Linked DNA regions of Homo sapiens: regions 2 and 3 are each linked to region 1. A link is a loop called in an ENCODE intact Hi-C map of the cell type or tissue named here. Cell type or tissue: ovary. All regions are shown on one strand.

The links. Peaks named below come from ENCODE experiments on the same cell type or tissue, not always from the same donor. Only the 100,000 strongest peaks of a DNase experiment are listed, where the experiment ranks them.
Region 2: a loop joins it to region 1, with 2.4 times the contacts of the local background. A loop is called at or near these places in 11 of 110 quality-filtered maps.
Region 3: it touches region 1 in a loop (2.2-fold over the local background); 18 of 110 quality-filtered maps call a loop at or near these places.

The regions. Positions count from the first base shown.
Region 1 is chr3:16,516,034-16,518,533 of GRCh38, forward strand. No RefSeq gene overlaps it. Among named protein-coding and RNA genes, the nearest start is that of RFTN1, 3.6 kb to the left of the region's middle. RefSeq lists enhancers at 452-952, 953-1,453. In ovary, a CTCF peak has its summit at 1,358; a DNase peak (open chromatin) is centred at 1,356.
Region 2 is chr3:16,398,366-16,400,865 of GRCh38, forward strand. All of the region lies in intron 4 of RFTN1 (raftlin, lipid raft linker 1), which reads right to left. Among named protein-coding and RNA genes, the nearest start is that of RFTN1, 110 kb to the right of the region's middle. In ovary, a CTCF peak has its summit at 1,334; a DNase peak (open chromatin) is centred at 1,326; H3K27ac peaks cover 2,261 bases.
Region 3 is chr3:16,447,817-16,450,316 of GRCh38, forward strand. The region is part of intron 2 of RFTN1 (raftlin, lipid raft linker 1); the gene reads right to left. It overlaps LOC124906220 (a long non-coding RNA gene), which reads left to right. Exons shown (of 2, transcript XR_007095840.1): 2 at 1-2,500. Among named protein-coding and RNA genes, the nearest start is that of RFTN1, 65 kb to the right of the region's middle. In ovary, no CTCF peak of the experiment used is centred here; a DNase peak (open chromatin) is centred at 1,015; H3K27ac peaks cover 1,877 bases.

The sequences.
Region 1 (2,500 bases):
TGTTTTTTCTCTGCTCACACTTCCTCCCCCTGTGATTTAACACTAAGTACTCGGGGAGGAGCTGAACACGGGAAAAACCAAGCTATTACTGCATGACAGGTCACAGATGGCCCCAGAACTGGGGTCCCGAGTGTTCACAGTCAATAAGACGCAGGTCCCAAGCTAATGGGGAAGCTGGATCTCCTCACACCCCCTGTGGAAAGAAGAGGAGTTAAGCCAGCCTAGGCAAGTGTAAGAAGCTGCTGTGGCCAGACTGCACGATTCTTGTAAAAGCTCAGTTAAAGGAACCCCCCGCTGGAATAATTCTTTCTTGGCCTCAGCAGCACCACCCCACTCTGGAGATGATTAAGGCCATGGGTACCAGCAGCCGGAGCAATTTCGCTGCATCCTAACTATGCTGAGGCTTGGAGGGAAGGAGAATCCCAGCTAACCTATTCTGCTCACCTTCTTCCCACCAGACCCCATCCCCACAATTTCACTTCACTTAGGTCCACCCTGCTCCTAACTTAGCCCAAAATAATTCAATTCCCCCTCTCTGCAGAGAGTAATCACAGTTCATAGCAGAAATGGATCAAACAAAAGCTTTGGAACCTGAAGAGCTATTGTCCTAATTGTTTATGTACAGGACCACGAAACCCAGACCTTACACTCGCCAGCTGAACAGCAGAGTTTCAGGGCTGGTGGGAGACAGAACTAGACTTATCTATGCCCTGGAGGTGCAATAATTATTCATCTTTATCATCACAGTTAATATTTTAATGGGTTTGCAGCCACAGTGAGCTCACAGTTTGGCCAGCTGCTCTGTACTAAACAGTTATAGGAAGCTGGCCCTGCATCCGGTGACAATCGTGCCTGTAAGGAGCCACGGTGGCAGGGGCCTGAGCTCTGTGCCCCAAGCCAGTGGTTTTGGAGGAGGCCCCTGCCCTTTGTTCATGGTGACAGGCACAGCCTGCACAGGCACGCCCCTAGGAAGACCATGGCACCCTTGGCCACGTTAAAGCAGAGTACACTTGTGCCAAAACATGCTTTTGACTCCCCAGTACAGTGGAGATGTGAATTAGGGTGGGGGCAGGGAGCTGGTTAGGGCATTTTTTGCATATGCATTGATCAGCCAAGGCTAGGGACTTTTGTCCAAAGTATAGTCAAAACAATACTTTGAAAATGCCACCCACAGACATCACCAATTTGAGGAAATGTTGGATGATAGCCAAATGTTCCATTCACTCCCATACAAAAAAAAAAAAAAAAAAAAAAAAAAACCACCACCCACATTTATTGTTATTCTGCTCCTGAATCCACTCATTTTACCTCTGAATTCCCAGTCTGAGTCAAGCAGTTCAGGGGAGCAGGGGCCCTCCTGTGGCTGAGATGGAATTTGTTCTCTGGAGCAAAGAGCCACTGGAGACTGAATTTCAGGAATACTGCGTGCAACACATTGCTATTTGTAGCTTTGTTTCCCTCACTCAGCCTGAGGAATTGTCTGAATTTACCAAAAGCCATCCACATCCACACCCCTTCACTGGTTATTCCATTCATGGGACACATTTGTTGACTTGCATTTGAGAACTTTATTACCAGAGATAAGGGGGAAATGTGTGTGTGTGTGTGGGGGGGGGGGGGGGTGTGTGTATAAGGAGCCTATACATTCTACAGATGTCAAAATAAGGAGATCATAAAAATAAATCATCATTAAATGAATGGCAGGATAACATTTTGATATATTAATTAATCTGATTTCCCTTCCACCATCATTCCCCCGCCCCCACTGTATTTCTTGCTACACTGTACAACTTGTATTTCTTGTTCCTGTACAACTCTCTTCCCATCAATTTGGACAGCCGGAAGTGTTGTCAAAAGGAGAGTTATCATAACTCCACCAGAAAAAAAGTCAAATTCTTGGCTTTTGAGTTTTGGAAGTCAATGTCCAGGCATAAAACGAAAATACATGGAAAAATAGGAAATCAGGCAGAACCAGTGTCCCGCAGCATATCTCCTTTCCTTTTGCTACCCACCCACCATCCTGTACACACATACCTTCAAAAAATCAATAAAAGCTTCACAACTGGAGAAAAGCAAGGAAGGAAAGGCACAGGGAATATGTTGATGGCAGCAACTGGTAGGACACAGTGACTGACCAGAGTCAGAATTCAGAAACCCACCACCTCCACTCAAGTGAAAATCATCCATCCATAGTATCTGAGAACCCTGTGGACAGCTGTTCAGCTCTTGGGATTTGTGCAGGAGGAGCATTATAGACCTTCAGTAGAGGAAGGAAACAGGCTGTTCATCCTTCCCATTGACGCTGGACAATGAACTCCCATCAACAGCAGCCAGAGCACAACCCGTGGATCATCCAGAGAGGCTAACTCCTATTCCATGAGTTCAACCCTCATTTAATAGCCTAGAGTGCTGGTAAGCTCTTGAGATGGACAGCAGGGCCCTGGACCCTGAGAAGATCCAAGGGTATGAAAAGATGCTCCCACCTACTTCCCATCACACC
Region 2 (2,500 bases), 120 kb before region 1:
GGGAGGGTGCAATCAAGAGCCATTGGCTTGGATGGAAAACAGAAACTCCAAATCTTCAGCCCTTTAGGCTTCACTCTTGGCCAAAAACAAACATGAGTGTCTGCTGTGAGCAAGAATGGTTCAGAGACAACAGGGGCCAGAAGCTGTGGGCTGCCCCAGCTCATCCACTGCCAGTCTACCTTGGGACCCATCTCAATAGGGTAGGGACAAAGTAACATCCAGGTGCCCCATGGCCACAGCCAGGTCCGGGAGAAGCAGCTGCTCACCCCTCACCTTCAGGAGCTCCCAGGTTGGCCTACAATCAACCCAAAACACCAGGCCTCAGGCAAAGTCATGTCAGCCTTGATACCATCAACCTCCTAGCAACAAGCGGAATGGAGACATCCCCTGGGTGGCTGGAAAGTCACCTTGAGATGACAGAGTGTTATGCCCAGGCCCAGTCTCTCCCTGGAACAAAGCATTCCTGGTCACACAGCTGCCACCTCCCCTTGGTTACCTTCTGCTTCTCCTCTGGTCATCTGCCTCCTGCACTAGCTCTAGAATAGTTTTACTTCCTTGGATGTGGGGTAATTTCTCTGCAGTGACGACAAAGGAGTACAGGCCTCACAGCAGCCACAGGCTGTCCACAGAGCTAACAATAGGCCACTTGTCTATTCTGTGCACATTTTTTAGGGATCCCAAGTTGTTATTTCTTTCTGATTTAACTATAAGTCATTTTATTATTATTTCATATGATATGTGCTCCAAATGCTAAAAATTACATAAAATTTTAATGCTTTACATGGGCAAGATCTAATTCCCTGGTCAGATATTAAAACCAATTGCTCAATAAAAAATTATATTAAGGAGAACAATGAAGATAATTCAGCAAACCCATGAGAAAAAAAAGAACATCTTAAAATTTTAAATTTTAAAAAAACAACCTCAGAACTATCCTAGGACTAAGGCAAAAACACACAAGACCTCTATAGGATAAATGGCAGCGGTTTTTAATTGTACCCCAAAAACATTTTGGATCATGCCTCACAAAAATATGCTTCTGTGGAGGTTGCCAGTGACTTCATGGCCACTCCAGCAATAGCTGTTTCTGACATTAGTCTTAGGGGTTAGTGGAAAGGGCTGATAACTCCTCCATCGCTGAAATGCCCTCTTCCCCTGGCCTCCATCCCCCACACTCAGCAAGTTTCACACTGACCTCTCTGGCTACTTACTTTTTCTTTTCTCTGAATGCTGGAATTCCCCTGGGCTCAGCCCTAAGGCCTTTTTCCTTCACACCCTCCCCTCCTTCCTGGGCGATTTCATCCATGACCGTGGTTTCAGTTACCATCTGCCAGCAGGCGTCTCCAGCCCAGATCTCTGCACAGAGCTCCTGAAGCACAGATGCCACAGCTCATTCTGCAGTCATCCTTATCTCAGCAAAGGGCCCATTAATCCAACTGCAGGAGCCAAACCAGCCTTGTCCTCTCCCTCTCCACGGTGCCTCGTTACCCCATCCAGAAGCAACCCTGGTGGTCTGCCTGGCTCAATATTTCTTAGATCTACCTCTCTACATCTCTGTCAAGACGCTCCACCTAAACTAAGTGACGATCTCTTGTCTATGAAGAGTTACTCCAACAGGGTCCTAACCACACCCACTCTTGACCCAGAAGCCAGTCACTAACCTGCAGCCATTCTGATCTTTCCAAAGTATACATTTAGGAATCATTCTCCAGCTGCTCCTGAAAGCCCTCCAGCAGCTTTGCACTACACTTAGGATAAAGGGCCCCATCCTCAGCCTGGCCTGCAGGGCTGTATGGGGACCCGACTCACTCTCCAGCCTCACTCCACCTCACTCACCCCTCTGTCATTTGCAGGCAAGACAGTGAACTCCCTTCTGCTCCTCAAACCAAACTTACTCCCTCCCACCTTGGCTTTGTCTGAGCTGCTCCAGGAGTCCCCACCACCTCCACCCTCCCTCCCCTGTTGACCCTCAGGTCTTGGTATGTACACTTCATGGAGCACTCCCCCAACACTGCCAGCCTGGGGCAGGCCCCTTGCCATGTTCTACTCGACAGCGCTCACCCATCTGTGATCCTACAACCCTCATGTGCCCATCTGCTCTGTGTCTGTGCCCTCAGCTAGACTCTAAGTTTCACGTGTCCAGGGCATTACCTAGACCGGCTTACTAAAGTATTCCCAAACACTACCAGCAAAGATCTGTTCAAAGAAATGTGAACGAAACCTGACCCACTGATGCTGGACAGTAGATTCCCGCAGAGGGAGAAAATGAAGCACAAGAAAGTATCTCCTTTTTTGGGGAGTGATTGAGACAAGCGTATGACCCCTTCCCTCCCTCCGGCTTAAATTAACTTCAGCGAACCTCTCTGGACAGAACAGGAAGATCACAGGCTAATAAAAATAGCAAGAGGACAGAGGATCAAGAGAGGCCAGGGTGGGAGAGGAACTTCATAAGAAAACAGCGGCCTCCAGGCAGTAGCTCCTGCATTTTTTCCTCCATTAG
Region 3 (2,500 bases), 68 kb before region 1:
ATGTACTTTCTGGACTTGCCAGTGATCACTTACTGAGATGGGCCATGGAGAAGTCTGGCCTTTGAGGTTACGCATGAGGATCTGATAGGCATTTGTGTGCTTATAAGGAATCTTTAGATTTTCTCTAATGTATTATTTCTTCCCTCTCTTCCTCTCTCCTTCTTTTCTCTCTTTTTTCTTTTCTTCCTCCCTTCCATCCAGGGAGCCACCAGCCACATGTGGCTATCGAGCATCTGAAATGTGGCCAGTGTGATTGAGATGTGCCCAAAGTATAAATAAATACACACAGGATTTCAAAGACTTGGTAAAAAAAAAAAAAGTCTCCCAATAATAATTTTTTATTGATTCCATATTGAAATGATAAATTGTCTAAGATATTGGATTAAATAAAATATATCATGAAAATTAACTTGCCTGTTTTTATTTTTTAATGTGGTTACTAGAAAATTTTTCAATGGCATTCACAAGTCATATTGTATTTCTATTGGACTGCTCTGTCCTAGAACCTTTTGTTTTAAACAGATGCATTTTCTTACAGTCCAAAAAAAAACATGATCCCTTGTTGACTTTTATGGAGGTGCCAATTTAATTCCTTTTTCAACATTCTTTAGCTACAGCTATGAGTTGAGGTCACTTCTTTTTCCCAAAATAAATCCATAACACCAAGGAATGGGGACAAGCTGTCACAACCCTTACAATGTGGGATCAAAAGAGTAACCTTCCTTGAAGCACATTAAATTTTTTTTCTTAACTAACTGTCGCTATTCCAAATTGGAGGAAAAAAAGTACAACTTTTTACTGCCTTCATGTTTGATGGTTTGCTCCCTGTGTCCCTTAAATGCCTGCTCTTCAAGAATCTCTAGTAACACAATCACACTGCTTCTAAAATGTTTACCTCTCAGGAGCCACTGCGTTCCCGACCTTCTTCTGCCCCATTGGCAGGCCCCAAACATCCTCCTGAGTCACAAGTCTCACCCCATGCGGGGATTACAGGCTGCGACTCACTGCTCTAGCAAAACTAGAAATAACTGCTGGAGGCAAGCAGCCAGCCGGCATCCCACAGAGATTATTCATAGCAGAAATATCAATAGACAGTAGGCCCTCCAGTTGGTTGTGTTGAGTCCCTGGAAATGCTTTGTACTGAATTTTCCAGATGATTTATGTTATGCTCCAGAAAGGCAACATCTCCCTCACACACTTAATAAATGCATCCGTGTGGTATTAATGTTTCAACTTAACATAGTTTTCCCCTTCCTGTACTTTCTGGTCTGGTTCCTTGGGGAGTGGAGTGGGAAGGCTTCATGATATCTGAAATCCCCACAAATTCATACGAAATGAGTAGGATTATTACTTTGTTTTAACCAGAGTGCATTTTATCTTAGTTCTAAATTATGCAGATCCTATTAGGCAAATAAAGAACAGAAATCTGGAATTGAATTATAGGAGAGAAAGCTGATTATTCATCAAATCTGGCTCAGGCAGATGGGTGGTGTATTGGCTCCAGTTCCTAATCTGGACCAGATTACCTGGGTTCAAATTTCAGTGCCATCCCTTACTAGCCATATGACTTTGGGTGAATTACGAATGCTTATGGGCCTCAATTTTTGTCTACAGAGGATAAAAATAACACCTTTCTCATCAGGCTGCTATGAAGATTGAGATAATGCACATAAAGTCCTAGAACTGCACCTGGAACTGGTAACTCCTCCATACACGGGAGCTGCTAAAATCATTGTTGTTATCACCATTATGCATAACCCTAATCACTTCACACATTGTTACTAACGTGACAGACTGTCATGTCCACGAGTTGATCCTTAAGTCTCGGAACCACTCCAGCTCTGCATCAATATTCTTCAGCTTTCACAACTGACTTTGATTTCTCAGTCATTTCTGAATGTGAGCCAAAAATGGTCTAGAACATCAAGACTCAGAAAAATCAACGAGACAAAAGCCATGCTGACAGACTGCTGCCTCTGATTTGCACTGAACTCCACTACAGGCTGCTGAAGTACTTGTGGAAAGGGATGTGAGGAGGAAGGGGCAGGGCGTGTCTGCAATGGAACTGCAGAAGCCTAGAGAGCTGGTTCTAGAAAATGGCCCCATCTCTAGAAGTGACCAGGAAGCAGCAGGAGGAGGGCTGCAGGAGGCCCCAGGGAGGCGCAGCAGGGGAAAGAGGTGGAATTGCGGCAGGAATACATTAAGGACATAGCACACAAAGCAAAGGCAGAAGACATGTCACCCCCATCCTGACCACTCTCCATGCCTGTCTTAAATCCATCCCAATTTGTAAAATTAAATGTGCAAACAGAAAATATTTCTCTGAAAGAGTCATAAAATGTCAGCTTCTCCACTTTCCTTCCTAACCCACAATTTTTAATTTCCTCTACTAACTGCCAGAACAAGGGCTCATATCTTAAATTCTCCTCCCACCTCAGGCCTGCCTTGCTTGCAGCTCTGTCTGGGAGCATTTCAGGCAAAACATTTAAAATGAAAAAAT